Linked DNA regions of Homo sapiens: region 2 is linked to region 1. A link is a loop called in an ENCODE intact Hi-C map of the cell type or tissue named here. Cell type or tissue: heart right ventricle. All regions are shown on one strand. Links, peaks and the distances in the headings refer to the core of each region. The heading gives the core; the rest is flanking DNA.

Evidence for each region. A loop is a pair of places that touch in the nucleus more often than their neighbours do. Peaks named below come from ENCODE experiments on the same cell type or tissue, not always from the same donor. Only the 100,000 strongest peaks of a DNase experiment are listed, where the experiment ranks them.
Region 2: it touches region 1 in a loop (3-fold over the local background); 17 of 110 quality-filtered maps call a loop at or near these places.

The regions. Positions count from the first base shown.
Region 1 is chr2:61,480,347-61,488,717 of GRCh38, reverse strand. It overlaps XPO1 (exportin 1), which reads left to right. Exons shown (of 25, transcript NM_003400.4): 18 at 1-130; 19 at 447-553; 20 at 2,756-2,950; 21 at 4,613-4,781; 22 at 5,627-5,761; 23 at 6,179-6,338; 24 at 7,437-7,533. It overlaps USP34-DT (USP34 divergent transcript), which reads right to left. Exons shown (of 3, transcript NR_185882.1): 2 at 8,135-8,371; 3 at 4,777-6,091. Among named protein-coding and RNA genes, the nearest start is that of USP34-DT, 13 kb to the right of the region's middle. In heart right ventricle, for the core only: no CTCF peak of the experiment used is centred there; no DNase peak of the experiment used is centred there.
Region 2 is chr2:61,870,793-61,879,163 of GRCh38, reverse strand. It overlaps CCT4 (chaperonin containing TCP1 subunit 4), which reads left to right. Exons shown (of 14, transcript NM_006430.4): 5 at 153-295; 6 at 1,650-1,771; 7 at 2,112-2,244; 8 at 2,930-3,069; 9 at 5,871-5,967; 10 at 6,052-6,162; 11 at 6,576-6,706; 12 at 6,848-7,082. It overlaps LOC124907773 (a long non-coding RNA gene), which reads right to left and starts at 197. Exons shown (of 2, transcript XR_007086334.1): 1 at 115-197. In heart right ventricle, for the core only: no CTCF peak of the experiment used is centred there; no DNase peak of the experiment used is centred there.

The DNA.
Region 1 (8,371 bases), core at 198-8,197:
AAAACAAATGTGAGAGCCTGCAAAGCTGTTGGACACCCCTTTGTAATTCAGCTTGGAAGAATTTATTTAGATATGCTTAATGTATACAAGTGCCTCAGTGAAAATATTTCTGCAGCTATCCAAGCTAATGGTAGGTGATTCTGATTTCTTACACAATGCAGTATAAACAAACCACTTCTCTTCTACTGCCTTAAGTCAAACATTTGATGTTTTTTACAGATTTAAATCAGACCTCCCATTTCCCAAATGACCCTAGACATATTTAAAACAGTTAAGTGTACCTTTCCCTTTTAAAATTAGTCTTAAAGCTTATTTTCCCAATAAATTTTGTGAACTTTTGGCTTTAAACTTTTTAATGGTAAAATGGAATTGCATCTAATGTACACCTGAGTACCACTGTATAAGTTTAGTGGTAAAATTAGATTCCATTTGATTCTGTTTTGTAGGTGAAATGGTTACAAAGCAACCATTGATTAGAAGTATGCGAACTGTAAAAAGGGAAACTTTAAAGTTAATATCTGGTTGGGTGAGCCGATCCAATGATCCACAGATGGTAAGTGAGAGATGCTTTGCTTTTGATTTCTAGTGTTGATGCTGTGTTTTATGGAATATGCTATACTCTATTATGTGCATTTTGCTAATTTAAAGCATATCAACTTTGTGGTTATTTTATGGCATTTTATTTATTGTAGTCCTTACGTTAATATACTAATAGCTGTATTCCATCTTCAAAAGAAACTGCTGTTAATCAGTAGCGAAGGGTGGTGATATGTAACAAGATAGCTAAGAAAATTGGGTCATTTTATGTTTCCATAGATAGGTTAGGAGGATTTAATTAATGGAGTACCGGTGCAGTTTTTGCATTCCTCTTGATTTTTAGAACAATTGCTAGAGCTACAAAGTTGTCATTACTTTACCTCTTTAGCAAAGTGATTGCTTCCCAGATTAAAGGCCTGAAAGTCTTTTTTACACCCTTTTTCCTAAATGATTTGCAGAAAAGGAAATCATTTTCAGTAATAAAAACCAGCTGCGTATGCCTCAACTTGTAAAATTGTGAATTAGTTTTAGGTTTTAACTGTATCGTTTCATTCTTGTTATTCAATTGAGCCTTGGGAGAGTCCAAAAAATTCTAATACTACTATTACTTGGAATAGTGTTGGTTTTTTGTTTTTTGGTTTTTTTTTTTACAAGTGTGCTAGTTATTTTCATAGTTTTGAAATTTCAGTATTGTTTCTTGTTAAGGAAATACTTTTCAGTAAACTTGTTCTGAATATAATTCTTGTGGAATACTTAAGTTGGCTAACCTAAATATCGAAAGGTTCTGAACATGCGTATTATGTGAACAGAACTGTATTTAAAATTTGAAAGCAGAAAGTAAGATGTATTGAAGGAATTGTGATGTTTGTAATTTACAAGAAGCTTGAGCACGTGTCGGGAGCACAGTGGGAATAATACAAAGGGTATCATCTTTTGTAACATTAATGTTAAAGTTTGGGATATTTGTTCACATGAAACATTGTGTTTATTTTCCTTGTCTTGGCTTTTCACGGTGGCTCATGCCTGTAATCCCAGCACTTTGGGAGGCCGAGGCGGGTGGATCACTTGAAGTCAGGAGGCTGAGGCAGGAGAATCACTTGAACCCCAGAGGTGGAGGTGACAGTGAGCCAAGATTGCGCCATTGCACCCCAGTCTGGGCCACAAGTGGGAAACTTCGTCTCAAAAAAAAAAAAAGAACAAGAAGTTACTCTTTAAGTATAACTCAGTTTACTTAGAATCATGAAAATCTTACTGGGCATTGTAGCATGCACCTGTAATCCCAACCACCAGGGAGGGTAAGGCAGGCGAATCACCCCAGCTCAAGTCCAGTTTAGGCAACATGGCAAGATTCAGTTTCAAAAAAATAATAGAAATCCATAGTCTTTCTTATTTTCTGAGAGTAATTGATTGATGTTATTTCTGCTTGTGAAAATACTCACCAGTTAGCATTCATTAGATTAAAACATTAGTCTGAGTTGGGTGGATCACGAGGTCAGGAAATCAAGACCATCCTGGCTAACACGGTGAAACACCCCGTCTCTACTAAAAATATAAAAAATTAGCTGGGCGTGGTGGCAGGTGCCTGTACTCCCAGCTACTCGATAGGCTGAGGCAGGAGAATGGCGTGAACCTGGAGGCGGAGCTTGCAGTGAGCCAAGATGGCACCACTGCACTCCAGCCTGGGCGACAGAGCAAGACTCCGTCTCAAAAATAAAAAGACAGTATTGAGGGCTCGCTTGCTGCCATCTTACATATACAGTATACGTAGAATCCTGATTCTGCCACCTAAGTTGGAGACACCCACTGAATTTTGAGCCTCACTTTTCTTATTGTGAGAGTTTTGTAGCTGGGCATGGTGCTATACCTATAGTCCCAGCTACTCAGGAGACTGAGGCACAAGAATTGCTTGAACCTGGGAGGTGGAGGTTGCAGTGAGCAGAGATTTGCCACTGCACTCTGGTCTGAGTGACAGTGAGACTGTCTCAAAAAAAAAAAGTCTTGAATGACAGTGTGTCCATGAGACTTCCCAACCCATTGTGATTTCCTGCTTTCTTTTGCTAAAAACTGTTTTGACGTAGGAAACCCTAATACAAACACAAGATTTTCCTGTTTTCAGTAGATGATCATGCTACATCTCATAGACAGGAATAACCTTGTTGTTTAAAATAGTCACCATGTACCTAAATTAAAACATAACTTTTTTTTCCCTCCCCAACAGGTCGCTGAAAATTTTGTTCCCCCTCTGTTGGATGCAGTTCTCATTGATTATCAGAGAAATGTCCCAGCTGCTAGAGAACCAGAAGTGCTTAGTACTATGGCCATAATTGTCAACAAGTTAGGGGGACATATAACAGCTGAAATACCTCAAATATTTGATGCTGTTTTTGAATGCACATTGAATATGATAAATAAGGTGTGTAATATTTCAGTTATGTAAGGGGGAAATTCTGCAGGATAGCCTTAATTCTTGAAAGCTAAAGTATGTCTGTGGATATAACATAATTTTAATGCCATGGAGTTTAAATATTTAAACTTGTATATTAGGGAAATACTTTCTTGGTTTTCAAGAACTTACTTCCCAGGAGTTTGAAACCAACCTGGGCAATATAGTGAGACTTCATCTCTACAAAAAGTTCAAAAAGTAACCAGTCATGGTGGCATGTGCCGGTAGTCCCAACTACTCGAAAGGCTGAAGTGGGGGGGGGGGTCACTTGAGCCTGGGAGTTCAAGATGGCAGTGAGCTGAGATTGCGCCACTGCACTCCAAGAAGAAGAATTTACTACACAGAATCTTGATTGGTAAAAAGTAAATATGGAAAACAGATTTTAGCATTCACATGGTATGTAGCATTTATTGAAACCTCATAGGTCGGGGCATCCTTTTATGAACGTAGTTGTATTAATTGGTTTGAATAAATGAGAAAGTAAGTCTGCATGTTTCAATTATAAAAGTGTAGTATATGCTTATAAGAAACTGAAAAATGTGTTAACAAGAGAAAATAGGCTGGCCATGGTGGCTTACACCTGTAATCCCAGCACTTCAGAAGGCCAAGGCGGGCGGATGACCTGAGGTCGGGAGTTCAAGACCAGCCTGCCTAACGTGGCAAAACCCCATCTCTATTAAAAATACAAAAATGGCCAGGCGTGGTGGCTCAACACCTGTAATCCCAACACTTTGAGAGGCCGAGGCCGGTGGATCACCTGAGGTCAGGATTTCAAGACCAGCCTGACCAACATGGTGAAACCCCATCTCTACTCAAAGATTAGGCTGGGTGCCGTGGCTCACGCTTGTAATCCCAGCACTTTGGGAGGCCGAGGTGGGCAGATCACGAGGTCAGGAGATGGAGACCATGGTGAAACCCTGTCTCTACTAAAAATACAAAAAATTATCCGGGTGTGGTGGTGGGCGCCTGTAGTCCCAGCTACTCGGAGAGGCTGAGGCAGGAGAATGGCATGAACCCGGGAGGCGGAGCTTGCAGTGAGCCAAGATCGCGCCACGCACTCCAGCCTGGGTGACAGAGCAAGACTCTGTCTAAAGAAAAAAAATTAGCTGGGCATGGTGCCGCATGCCTGTAGTCCCAGCTACTCGGGAGGCTGAGGCAGGAGAATCTCTTGAACCCAGGAGGCGGAGGTTGCAGTCAGCTGAGATTGCGCCACTGCACTACAGCCTGGGTGACAGAGTGAGACTGTTTAAAAAGAAAAAAGAGATAAAAGATACGTTAAGTGGACACATTTACACGGTAACTTAAATTTTTTTGTAATCTGTAGTGGTGATTTCAAATTAAAAACAAAAGTGATAGTAGTAGTCTTATGGTAATAATGGTTTAGATGAGTTCTCTATTAAAAAGGTTGTCTTTCTCCTTCAATTTGATAACTCATGTGCGTAACGGGACAGTTTCATTTTCCGTGAGAGGTGGATTGTATTTTACTTGGGTTTACCTTTCAGGAGGCATTCTATCTTCTGTGGTTTATTGAAAACTCCAAATATTTATACTGGATTAAGCCTTGCTTTTCCCCTCCTGTCTAGCACAACAAAGACACTGAAACATTATTTTGTTTCCACCACTTATTTTTAGGACTTTGAAGAATATCCTGAACATAGAACGAACTTTTTCTTACTACTTCAGGCTGTCAATTCTCATTGTTTCCCAGCATTCCTTGCTATTCCACCTACACAGTTTAAACTTGTTTTGGATTCCATCATTTGGGCTTTCAAACATACTATGAGGAATGTCGCAGATACGGGTAAATAAAAGATGTTCTTTTATTCATTTGCCTGCCAATCCAAAAATACAAATATAGTTAATTGTACATAGGAAGGTATTACTTGTTCAGAGTTTTGAGTGTGTGAATTACATATATGAACATCTGAGAAAATCCTATAAGCAGTTTAATCAACTGTTCCACTCCACTCCAAGTGAGTCCATAGGCAGAATTGAGTTATGGGGAGAGCGGCCTAGTAATAATTGGTTTGCGTAATACAAAGTTCTACTGGGTAGTGATGTTGTAGAAGTTCATATAGAATCAGCTGAGCTTTCAGAAATGGTGAAAGGGTGGTAATAGTCATAACTTAGATTGTAATTTTTTTCCCATAGGCTTTTAAAAAATATTCATGAGGTTCTTTTTTTATTTCAATAGTTTTTGGGGAACAGGTGGTTTTTGGTTACATGAATAAGTTCTTCAGTGGTGATTTCTGAGATTTTGGTGCACCTGTCATGTGAGCAGTATGAACTCTACTTTATGTGTAGTCTTATCCCTCATGTGTATGAACTCCACCTTATGTGTAGTCTTATCCCTCACCCACTCCTGCCCTTCCCCACAAGTCCCCAAAGTCCATTATATGATCTTTATGCCTTTACATCTTCACAGTTTAGCTCTCACACAACTTATTATAATTTATAAGTAAGCCAGCATTGGATATAGTTGTATTCCATTATTAATTTAAGAAACCTTATGCAAGTAATTATTAGTCATCATCCCAAAAAAAAGGGAGAACAGGGTTAGATTCAGAATACTTTGATAAGAGCTAAATACTATCATGAGTGCTGTCAGTCTGTAGTAACTTTCCATTGGTATTCTATGTCTTTTAGGCTTACAGATACTTTTTACACTCTTACAAAATGTTGCACAAGAAGAAGCTGCAGCTCAGAGTTTTTATCAAACTTATTTTTGTGATATTCTCCAGCATATCTTTTCTGTTGTGACAGACACTTCACATACTGCTGGTAAGAATTTAATACGATTTAAATGTTAAGTGCCAGCTGGGCACAGGGCCTCACGCCTATAATCCCAGCACTTTGGGAGGTCGAGGCGGGGAGATTATGAGGTCAGGAGTTCGAGAACAGCCTGGCCACCATGGTGAAACTGTCTGTACTAAAAATACCATAAAAAAATAAAAGATACAATAAAAATACTGGGCATGGTGGCATGTGATTGCAATCCCACCTATTCGGGAGGCTGAGGCAGGAGAATGGCTTGGACCGAGGAGGCAGAGGTTGCAGTGAACTAAGATTGCGCCACGGCATTCCAGCTTGGGTGACAGAGCGAGACTCCGTCTAAAAAAAAAAAACAAAACAAAAAAAAACGCTAAGATCTATAGTTATATTACATTTTGGAGTTAATAATTTTCTTCTTATCAACAGGTTTAACAATGCATGCATCAATTCTTGCATATATGTTTAATTTGGTTGAAGAAGGAAAAATAAGTACATCATTAAATCCTGGAAATCCAGTTAACAACCAAATCTTTCTTCAGGAATATGTGGCTAATCTCCTTAAGTCGGCCTTCCCTCACCTACAAGAGTAAATATACCTTTTAATAAACGTAGAATGTTCCTGGTCGGGCACAGTGGCTCACACCTGTAATCCCAGCACTTTGGGAAGCCTAAGGTGGGAGGATTGCTTGGGCCCAAAAGTTGGAGACCAACCTAGACAACAAAACAAGATCCCGTCTCTACAAAAAAAAAAGTAGTCAGAAGTGGTATGCATCTGTAGGACCAGCTGTTGGAGAGGCTGAGGCGAGAGGGTTGTTTGCATCCTGGAGTTTAAGACTGCAGTGAGCTATGATCGCACCACTGTACACCAGCCTGGGTGATAGAGTGAGACCCTGCCTCTTTAAAAAAGCAAAAAAAAAAAAAAAAAAAAAAAGGCCACGCACGGTGGCTCATGACTGTAATCCCAACACTTTGGGAGGCTGAGGTGGGTGAATCACAAGGTCAGGAGTTCAAGACCAGCCTGGCCAAGATGGTGAAACCCCGTTTCTACTAAAAATACAAAAAATTAGTTGGGCATGGTGGTGGGTGCCTGAAATCCCAGCTACTTGGGAGGCTGAGGGGGAGAACTGCTTGAACCCAGGAGGCAGAGGTTGCAGTGAGCCGAGATTGTGCCACTGCACTCCAGTGTGGGTGACAGAGCAAGACTGTCTCAAAAAATAAAAAGGCTGGGCACGGTGGCAAACGCCTGTAATCCAAGCACTTTGGGAGGCCTAGGCGGGCAGATTACCTGAGGTCAGGAGTTTGAGATTTGCCTGACCAACATGGAGAAACCCTGTCTCTACTAAAAATACAAATTAGCCGGGCATGGTGGTGCATGCCTGTAATCCCAGCTACTTGGGAGGCTGAGGCAGGAGAATAGCTTCAGAGGTTGCGGTGAGCCGCGATTGTGCGATTGTACTCCAACCTGGTAAACGAGCAAAACTTTGTCTCAAAAATTAAAAAAAAATTCTTGATTAAAAAAAAAAAACATTATTGGGACGCTGAGGCAGGAGAATGTCTTGAACCCGGGAGGCAGAGATTACAGTGAGCAGAGATCATGCCACTGTACTCCAGCCTGGTGACAGAGCAATACTCTGTCTCGGGGGAAAAATAAATCATTATTTAATCATTGTGTTTTGATTTGCAGTGCTCAAGTAAAGCTCTTTGTGACAGGGCTTTTCAGCTTAAATCAAGATATTCCTGCTTTCAAGGAACATTTAAGAGATTTCCTAGTTCAAATAAAGGTATGTATTTATTTGCTCTTGCAGAAATATTAGGGGTAGATGTGACCACTTTTATGTTACATTGTAGAATTTTTATCACTTGATTTGTCATGCCAAATAAATGGGGTTTCAAGATAATACGTTTACACAATCTCTGTAATCAAAAAACCTGAGACTGGTAATACAGTGAAAAACTAAAGTCCAATAAGGATAGATATGTTTGAGATGTTATTCGGATAAACTTATTACTAATGTAATTCATTTTAGGTAGTCTTAAATGTATAATGGAATATTGGGTAAGAAAAACGTTGGTAGTTCTTTTTATAATTTTATACCAATTTTGTTAGTTGAGGGAACTTGTGAAAGTTACTAGATAGAATGTCTTTCTTCTGCTGTTATACAGTGCTTTATTCATACTTTTGGGAAGGGTTTTTCTTTGAACATCTTGCTTTAAAGAAATTTGGAAGTACTGTGAAACCCTAAGTAGTTGATGAATAGTTTATCCATGATTGTTGAATAAGAATTAGTCTCTTAGCTCTTAAATATTTTCTCCAAAATACAAAGGTTTTTTTTTTTTACTGTAAAAATATTAGCCAATTTTTAAAAAACTAATGAAAGTTACCTAGGCTGGGCGCAGTTGCTCATGCCTGTAATCCCAGCACTTTGGGAGGCCAAGGTGGGTGGGTCACCTGATGTCGGGAGTTTGAGACTAGCACGGCCAACATGGTGAAACCCCCGTCTCTACTAATAATACAAAAATTAGCCAGGCGTGGTGGCGCACAGCTGTATTCGCAGCTACTTGAGAGGCTGAGGCAAGAGAATTGCTTGAACCCACGAGGCAAAGGTTGCGGTGAGCCGA
Region 2 (8,371 bases), core at 77-8,076, 390 kb before region 1:
TTCAAGCCACTATATTACAACTGAAGCATAAGTTTGTAATTAAGAATAGTTAAATTTGTGCTTGCTTTGACATTGAGTAGAAAATTTTTAAGCCATGTCAAATGTGTAGTTTACCTGTTACAATTAAATAACTAGACTTTCACAAATTACAGGGATTCATCCAACCATCATTTCTGAGTCATTCCAGAAGGCCCTGGAAAAGGGCATTGAAATCTTGACTGACATGTCTCGACCTGTGGAACTGAGTGACAGAGAAACTTTGTTAAATAGTGCAACCACTTCACTGAACTCAAAGGTGAGACAAACACTAACGGATACTTGTCAAATTAGTTAAAAGTGTGTTACTCTATGATTCTTGATGCTATACGGTACATAAATACTAAATCTCAAGAGTGGCTAGGTAACTGTTATAATCTGTATAATTGAATTGGTTTAAGATTAAGAGAGGAAATGAGCCATAAGGCTAACAAAGGAGTTAGGATATTTAATATATACTATATCCATTTCCACTTTTCTGTTTAATGCATTGTAACAGTGTTTTGATAAAGCTAGATATTTTAATTTGCCTATAAGAAACCTTTTCCTCCACCAAATCAGAAAGACTGCCATAGATTACTGGCAGTATAGCTAATTTTTATTGAATATTTAATATGGTGGGCATTGTGATAAGTTTTTTACATTTATTGTCCTCTTCAAGGCCCTCAGATAGTCATATCCCCATTTTATAGATGAAAAGAGTAGATCTAGAGGAGTAACTTATCCAAGGACCGCTAACAGAAACAGCTGAGATTTGAACCCAGGACAGGCTGCCCATCGTGGTCCATCCCTTAACTAATACTTATGCTGCTTTTCTTATTTACCAAACTTAAAGCGGTGTTGTGCTTTTAAATTTCTTTGGAACTCATGTCACTTGTTTTCTGTAATATCCTGTGTTTATCCCTTCCTTCCCCTAATCCTTTTTCCTTTTAAAAATCAGTATTAAGTCCATACATTCATTTTGTTTGAATGTTAGGTAGTGTTAGGGACACTAAGTGATACTGTTGGATGTCCTTAGAACTAATACAGATAGTATAGCGTAATGGTTACAAGCACTAGGCATTGAGTCTAGACTGCTTGTGTTTGTTCAGTACTGACTTCACCACTTAACTACGCTGTTTGGCCAAATGACTTAACCTCTTGGCTTCAGTTTCTCCATCTGAAGATTGAATGAGTTAATATGTAAAGTTCTAAGACCACTGCCTGGCATATGTTAAGTGATTGATAAATGTTAGCAATTTTTATCAACCCCTCATCAGGAATGTACATACATAACATTGATGCCTCATCACACATTCATTTTAGATAGAAAATACTCACGTAAAATTAAATTTATGCTTTTTGGATTTCCTGTAAAACTTTGATATTCTACAGTCCCGGCTATTATATTAATAAAAGAAAAAAGCAAGCATACATGTTTTTATTTTGTGCCCCTGGTGACAACCTGAATGGAAAAGACACTTTATGGACTGTCTTCTCATGAGTGTTTCCCTCTTCATACCCACACCCCACTGCAAAAATTATAAGAGTCTTTCTTAAGTATCTTTGTCATTGAAAAATTAGGACTTTTTTCTACTGTGAAGGTAACTTTTTTTTTTTTTTAATAATTCTAGGTGGTTTCTCAGTATTCAAGTCTGCTTTCTCCAATGAGTGTAAATGCAGTGATGAAAGTGATTGACCCAGCCACAGCCACCAGTGTAGATCTTAGAGATATTAAAATAGTTAAGAAGCTTGGGTAAGCATCTCTAATTACAACTTGAATAAAAATTTGAAAATGAGCATCAGATTGCCAAAAATAAATAAAAACACCTAGATGAAAGTCACAAAGCTCTCTTTTCTCTTTTTGGTTTTGTTTTCGTGAGAATTTGTATTAGTATGGGCATCTGGAGATTTTGTTTATGTTACCTTATGATAGTAAGGCAGCAGTGGATCAAAGAGATCCAGGAGTGGGGCAATAATAAATGTGAGGCTGAATCATATTTTATTGGACTGATGACTTTTAATCTGTTCATCTATTAAACGTACAGATGTCCACTCCCTCTTAACTACCCCTCTTTGTTTTCTTTTATCCTTAGTGGGACAATTGATGACTGTGAGTTGGTGGAAGGGCTGGTTCTCACCCAAAAAGTGTCAAATTCTGGCATAACCAGAGTTGAAAAGGCCAAGATTGGGCTTATTCAGTTTTGCTTATCTGCTCCCAAAACAGACGTAAGTAGAATCCAAATGAAATTGGTTCTCTGTGTTTAACTTTTTAATAACTCAGGCATTTCTTTATTAAAAATAGAAAATACTACTAGTGATTTAAAGCAGATCTCAAAAGACTTACTAGAATTGAGACAAAAATAGTAATTGTTGGTGCCACAAGTGACAAGTCTGTATCCTCAGTTGGGATATTGAAATTGAGAGCTAGCCATTTGCAACGATGCCTGTAGTCCCAGCTCCTTGGGAAATTGAAGCAGAAAAATTGCTTGAACCTAGGAGTTTGAGGTTGCAGGGTGCTATTCCATGACCTGTGAATAGTCCCTGCACTCCACTCCAGCCTGGGCAACATAGTGGGACCCCATCTTTTCACTGTTGCTGTTAATTTACAAATTCACACAGATTAGAGAGGGACCCTATCTTTTGAAAACAACTAGGGTAACCATTTTATATTTTTTGGTTATAAAAAATTTACTTGCAAAATGTAAGATACCAGTGTACTTAGTTGAAAATAAAAGACTCAAGTTTGGGATGTGTATCTTAATCCAGACTCTTTTCTATGCATGTCTATATAATTTATTACTTGATATAGTTTTGGTTGAATTTATACAACACATAGTATTTTCGCTTAAAATTCTACTTTTAAACTTAAAATATCTTACAATGCAAATTATGATGTTCTTTTTCTGAACAGATGGATAATCAAATAGTGGTTTCTGACTATGCCCAGATGGACCGAGTGCTGCGAGAAGAGAGAGCCTATATTTTAAATTTAGTGAAGCAAATTAAAAAAACAGGATGTAATGTCCTTCTCATACAGAAATCTATTCTAAGGTGTGGGGCTATTTATTTTGTTCATCCCTTAATGATAATTTTGGATCTCCACTAGCAGTTTATTTTTTCTGATAAAATATATGATTTAAGCACTTACTCTAAGTTCGTATTTCTTAACAGACAACTCTTAGGTGAAACGAAATGGAGAATTTTTATTTTAAAAGCACAGGTAAAATGTTAGGCCTCAATATTGTACCATCATTTGCTCAGACCAAGGGAAAAAATGGTATAAGTTCAGTTAAGATGTCTAGGAAAAGCATTTTAAACAAATATATGACTTGTAAATTCAAAACAATAAAGGTGTAATTTTCTTTTACAAAAAAAAGTAGGTTTTTTAAAATAGCCAACTAACTGCCAGAATGTTGTGTTTTGGCCTTTTAAAAAACTTATTTCTTCGATTATTGGCTTCAGGGTGGAGCCCTTAAGGAACAGGGCCAAGAAAGCATGCAGTTTTTAGAGTCTAAACCACACTTCTAATAGCAATTTTTTTTAATTTTTTTTTTTTTTTTTTTGAGACAGAGTCTCACTCTGTCATCCAGGCTGGAGTGCAGTGGTGCAATCTCGGCTCACTGCAACCTCCGCCTCCTGGGTTCAACAAGTGATTCTACTGCCTCAGCCTCCCGAGTAGCTGGGACTGCAGGCACGTGCCACCACACCTGGCTAATTTTTTGTATTTTTTGAGTAGAGATGGGGTTTTACCATGTTAGCCAGGATGGTCTCGATCTCCTGACCTCATGATCCACCCGCCTCAGCCTCCCAAAGTGCTGGGATTACAGGCATGAGCCACCGCACCCAGCCTCTAAGAGCAATTTTTATAGAAACATTTGAGTTGGGTAAACCACCAGAAATCTGCATTTTTTTTTTTAGCAGTATCATTATTTTTCCTTGCAGTTACAAGCTGGAAAAGCATTATTATGTTTTGATAAAAAGTGCGTAATCTTCCTTTTTTTTTTGAAATGGAGTTTCGCTCTTGTTGCCCAGGCTGGAATCAATGGTGCGATCTCGGTTCACCACAACCCCCGCCTCCTGGGTTCACGCAAGTCTCCTGCCTCAGCCTCCCGAGTAGTTGGGATTACAGGCATGTGCCACCACACCCAGCTAATTTTGTGTTTTTAGTAGAGACGGGGTTTCTCTGTTAGTCAGGCTGGTCCTGAACTCCCAACCTCAGGTGATCCGCCAGCCTTGGCCTCCCAAAGTGCTGGGGTTACAGGCATGAGCCACCACGCCCGGCCCTATCTTCCCTTTTAAATGTAGGATATATAATCTTACCTAGACCAAGGTCCTAAACATCAAGCCTTGTTCTTTTAAAAGCCATGTTGCAGAATTAATTACCTAGTTAAAAGTGGAATTTATTTAAAGGTCTATGCAATTGCTTGCCTTGTCATTTAGAGGTACTTTTTGGGGGAATGCTCTGCATAGTCCATAGATGAAAAGAATTCTCTGAAGTTTGACAGATCACTTTTTTCCTTCTTTTTTTTTTTTTGGAGACACAGTCTCACTCTGTCACCCACGCTAGAGTACAATGGCGCAGTCTCAGCTCACTGCAACCTCTGCCTCCCAGGTTCAAGCAGTTTTCCTTCCTCAGCCTCCTGAAATAGTTGGGATTACAGTCACGTGCCACCACGCCTGGCTAATTTTTGTAGAAATGAGGTTTTATCATGTTGGTCAGGCTGGTCTTGCACTCCTGACCTCGTGGTCTGCCCCCCCTTGGCCTCCCAAAGTGCTGGGATTACAGATGTGAGCCACCGTGCCTGGCCAGTATTTTTTCCTAATAGACGCATTCCCATTTACTCCATTAATGTGCCAGAATGTACTGTGGATGTTCATTTTATATAGTCTTTGAAGACTCAGAAGACTTGGTTCTAATCCCAATCATATAATAGCTACTGACCTTGAGTAAATTGCCCCCCAAACTCAGTTTGCTTATCCGTATAATAGGGATAGTAGTAATATCTACCTTTCTAGTATCACAGAGTTGTTATTCACAGTTCATGGGGAAGTGTAAATTTGTGGAGTCTGAATTAATACTTCTAAATTCATGAAGTATTAATAAGGTTTCACTTCCCAAGATGTGCTCATTTGTTAAGAAAAATGAGGTCAGGCACAGTGGCTCATGCCTGTAATCCCAGCACTTTGTGGGGCCGAGGTGGGAGGATCACTTGAGCCCTGAGTTCAAGACCGGCCTGGGCAACATAGGGAGACCCTGTCTCTATTAAAAATAAATAAATGAGCCGGGTGCAGTGGCTCATGCCTGTAATCCCAGCACTTTAGGAAGCCAAGGCGGGTGGATCACCTGAAGTCAGGAGTTCGAGACCAGCGTGGCCAACATGGTGAAACCCCGTCTCTACTAAAAATACAAAAATTAGCCAGGTGTGGTGGCGGGAGCGTGTAGTCTCAGCCACTTGGGAGGCTGAGGCAGGAGAATCGCTTGAACCCAGGAGGTTGAGGTTGCAGTGAGCCAAGATCGTGCCATTGCACTCCAAGCCTGGGCAACAAGAGCGAAATTCCATCTCAAAAAAATAAAAATAAATAAATAAATGGGGAAAAAATAATGACCTAGTTATTTCGTGTGTTTTATAGTGTCATTGGGGACAGAGTACATTTTAATACTGGAATTGTACTAAAATTTCCAATAGAATTGGAAATCTTAATTTTGACCTTACGAACTTAGTAAACTAAAGCATTTTTCTTCAGAAATAATGATTGGCCATTTAAGAAACAGTAATTAAAACCTTAAAGGCATTTGAAGAGCAAAATTTTTTTAATCTAGCATTGACATAATCACTGATTTTGTATTTTAGAGATGCTCTTAGTGATCTTGCATTACACTTTCTGAATAAAATGAAGATCATGGTGATTAAGGATATTGAAAGAGAAGACATTGAATTCATTTGTAAGGTAAAACATTAACATCTGTATTTGTGGAAAATGTCTGATAATTAGATAAATGTCTTAATTTGTGGATTTGACTGTTTTTTCCAGACAATTGGAACCAAGCCAGTTGCTCATATTGACCAATTTACTGCTGACATGCTGGGTTCTGCTGAGTTAGCTGAGGAGGTCAATTTAAATGGTTCTGGCAAACTGCTCAAGGTAACAGTATTACACTTAAATTTTTATTTGCTTAGGTTTGGGTATGGGGTTTTAGGTTGTTTTTTTTCTTTTTTTGAGACGGAGTCTCACTCTGTCGCCCAGGTTGGAGTGCAGTGGCATGATCTTGGCTCACTACAAGCTCCGCCTCCCGGGTTCATGCCATTCTCCTGCCTCAGCCTCCCGGGAAGCTGGGACTACAGGCGCCTGCCACCACGCCCTGCTAATTTTTTGTATTTTTAGTAGAGACGGGGTTTCACTGTGTTAGTCAGGATGGTCTCGATCTCCTCACCTCGTTAGCCACCCGCCTCATCCTCCCAAAGTGTTGGGTTTACAGGCGTGAGCCGCCGTGCCCGGCCTGGGTGTGGGGTTTTTTTGACCCTTCAAATACTTAATTTGGAATTTGTTTACTGAAGATTACAGGCTGTGCCAGCCCTGGAAAAACAGTTACAATTGTTGTTCGTGGTTCTAACAAACTGGTGATTGAAGAAGCTGAGCGCTCCATTCATGATGCCCTATGTGTTATTCGTTGTTTAGTGAAGAAGAGGTAATGTCAGTGTTACATTATTAAGTAACATTTTGAACATTAAAACTATTATATTCTATTTTTTAAAGATATAAATAGCAAATTATTAAAAATAATTTTCTTTTGGATAAAATAAGCTAAAAATATATTTGTGAATTTCAGGGCTCTTATTGCAGGAGGTGGTGCTCCAGAAATAGAGTTGGCCCTACGATTAACTGAATATTCACGAACACTGAGTGGTATGGAATCCTACTGCGTTCGTGCTTTTGCAGATGCTATGGAGGTCATTCCATCTACACTAGCTGAAAATGCCGGCCTGAATCCCATTTCTACAGTAACAGAACTAAGAAACCGGCATGCCCAGGGAGAAAAAACTGCAGGCATTAATGTCCGAAAGGTAATCATTTAATCTCTAATGTAGAAAATATTGATTAATTTAAAATATTAAAAGCTTTGTAGTCATCTGTTGAATGGAAAGCTCTGTAATGAAAAGCATAATCTTGGATTTAAATATGAGGCCTGCTGCATGTTAATTAATCTATGCCATTGAGTGAGAAGGAAGATGGTGACACCTTAGGGGGAAGTATTATTTGTTCATTAAATCTGCCACTTACTGACTAGCTTTTAGCAAGTTACTTAGTCTGTTCCTCAGTTTCCTCAGGTGTAAAAACAGGGATGATTAATAGTTCCCTCATAGGCCTGTTGTGAGAATTAAATGCATTTCTAGTTAACAAGCTCTTAGATAGATGCTTGGCATATACTAAAGACTGTATAAAAAATCATTGCCCTAGTTAGCATGAGCTAATGTAGTTGTGTAAGGTAATCATATGGTAATAATATCACTTTTTATTAATGTTTTGTTGAGGAGACAAATTAAACACATGATGGGAAAGAACTGACAGTCCAACTTTATATTGTCTGTATGGTACAGAACGCCAAATGATGGAACTATCTGTTTAGGGAAGGCTTTATGAAGATGCACTTTTGGTTGGTAGGGGATGAGGAAATTCCAGATGGGTAAGCAGTGGTTTTACAGGTGAGAAGGACCAAGCAGTTCTTCACCTGTGTAGAGCTGGGATTATATATTAGTGGTATAGTGGGCTTTAAGGTTGGAAAGATCAGATAAAAGCTATTATTAATAGGCCTGACGTGGTGGCTCACGCCTGTAATCCCAGCTGTTTGGGAGGCCGAGGTGGGCAGATCACCTGAGGGCAAGAGTTTGAGACTAGCCTGGCCAACATGGCAAAATTCCGTCTCTACTAAAAATGCAAAAAAAAAAATTAGCCAGGCGAAGTGGCGGATATCTGTAATCCCAGCTACACGGGAGGCTGAGGGAGGAGAATCGCTTGAACTGGGGAGGCAGAGGTTGCAGTGAGCCAACATCACACCATTGCACTCCAGCCTGGGCGACAGGGCGAGACTCCGTCTCAAAAAAAAAAAAAAAAAACTATTAATAGAATGAGGAGGCCCCTGATTATTGAGCCAGCCATTTTTTTTTTCCTTCCCGTAGTTGGGATCCACTGAAGTGTTTTTTGTTTGTTTGTTTGTTTGTTTTTTCTTTGGAGACGGAATCTTGCTCTGTTGCCCAGGCTGCAGTGCAGTAGCACTGTCAGCTCACTGCAACCTCCTCCTCCCAAGTTCAAGCAATTCTGCCTCAGCCTCCTGAGTAGCTGGGACTACAGGCGC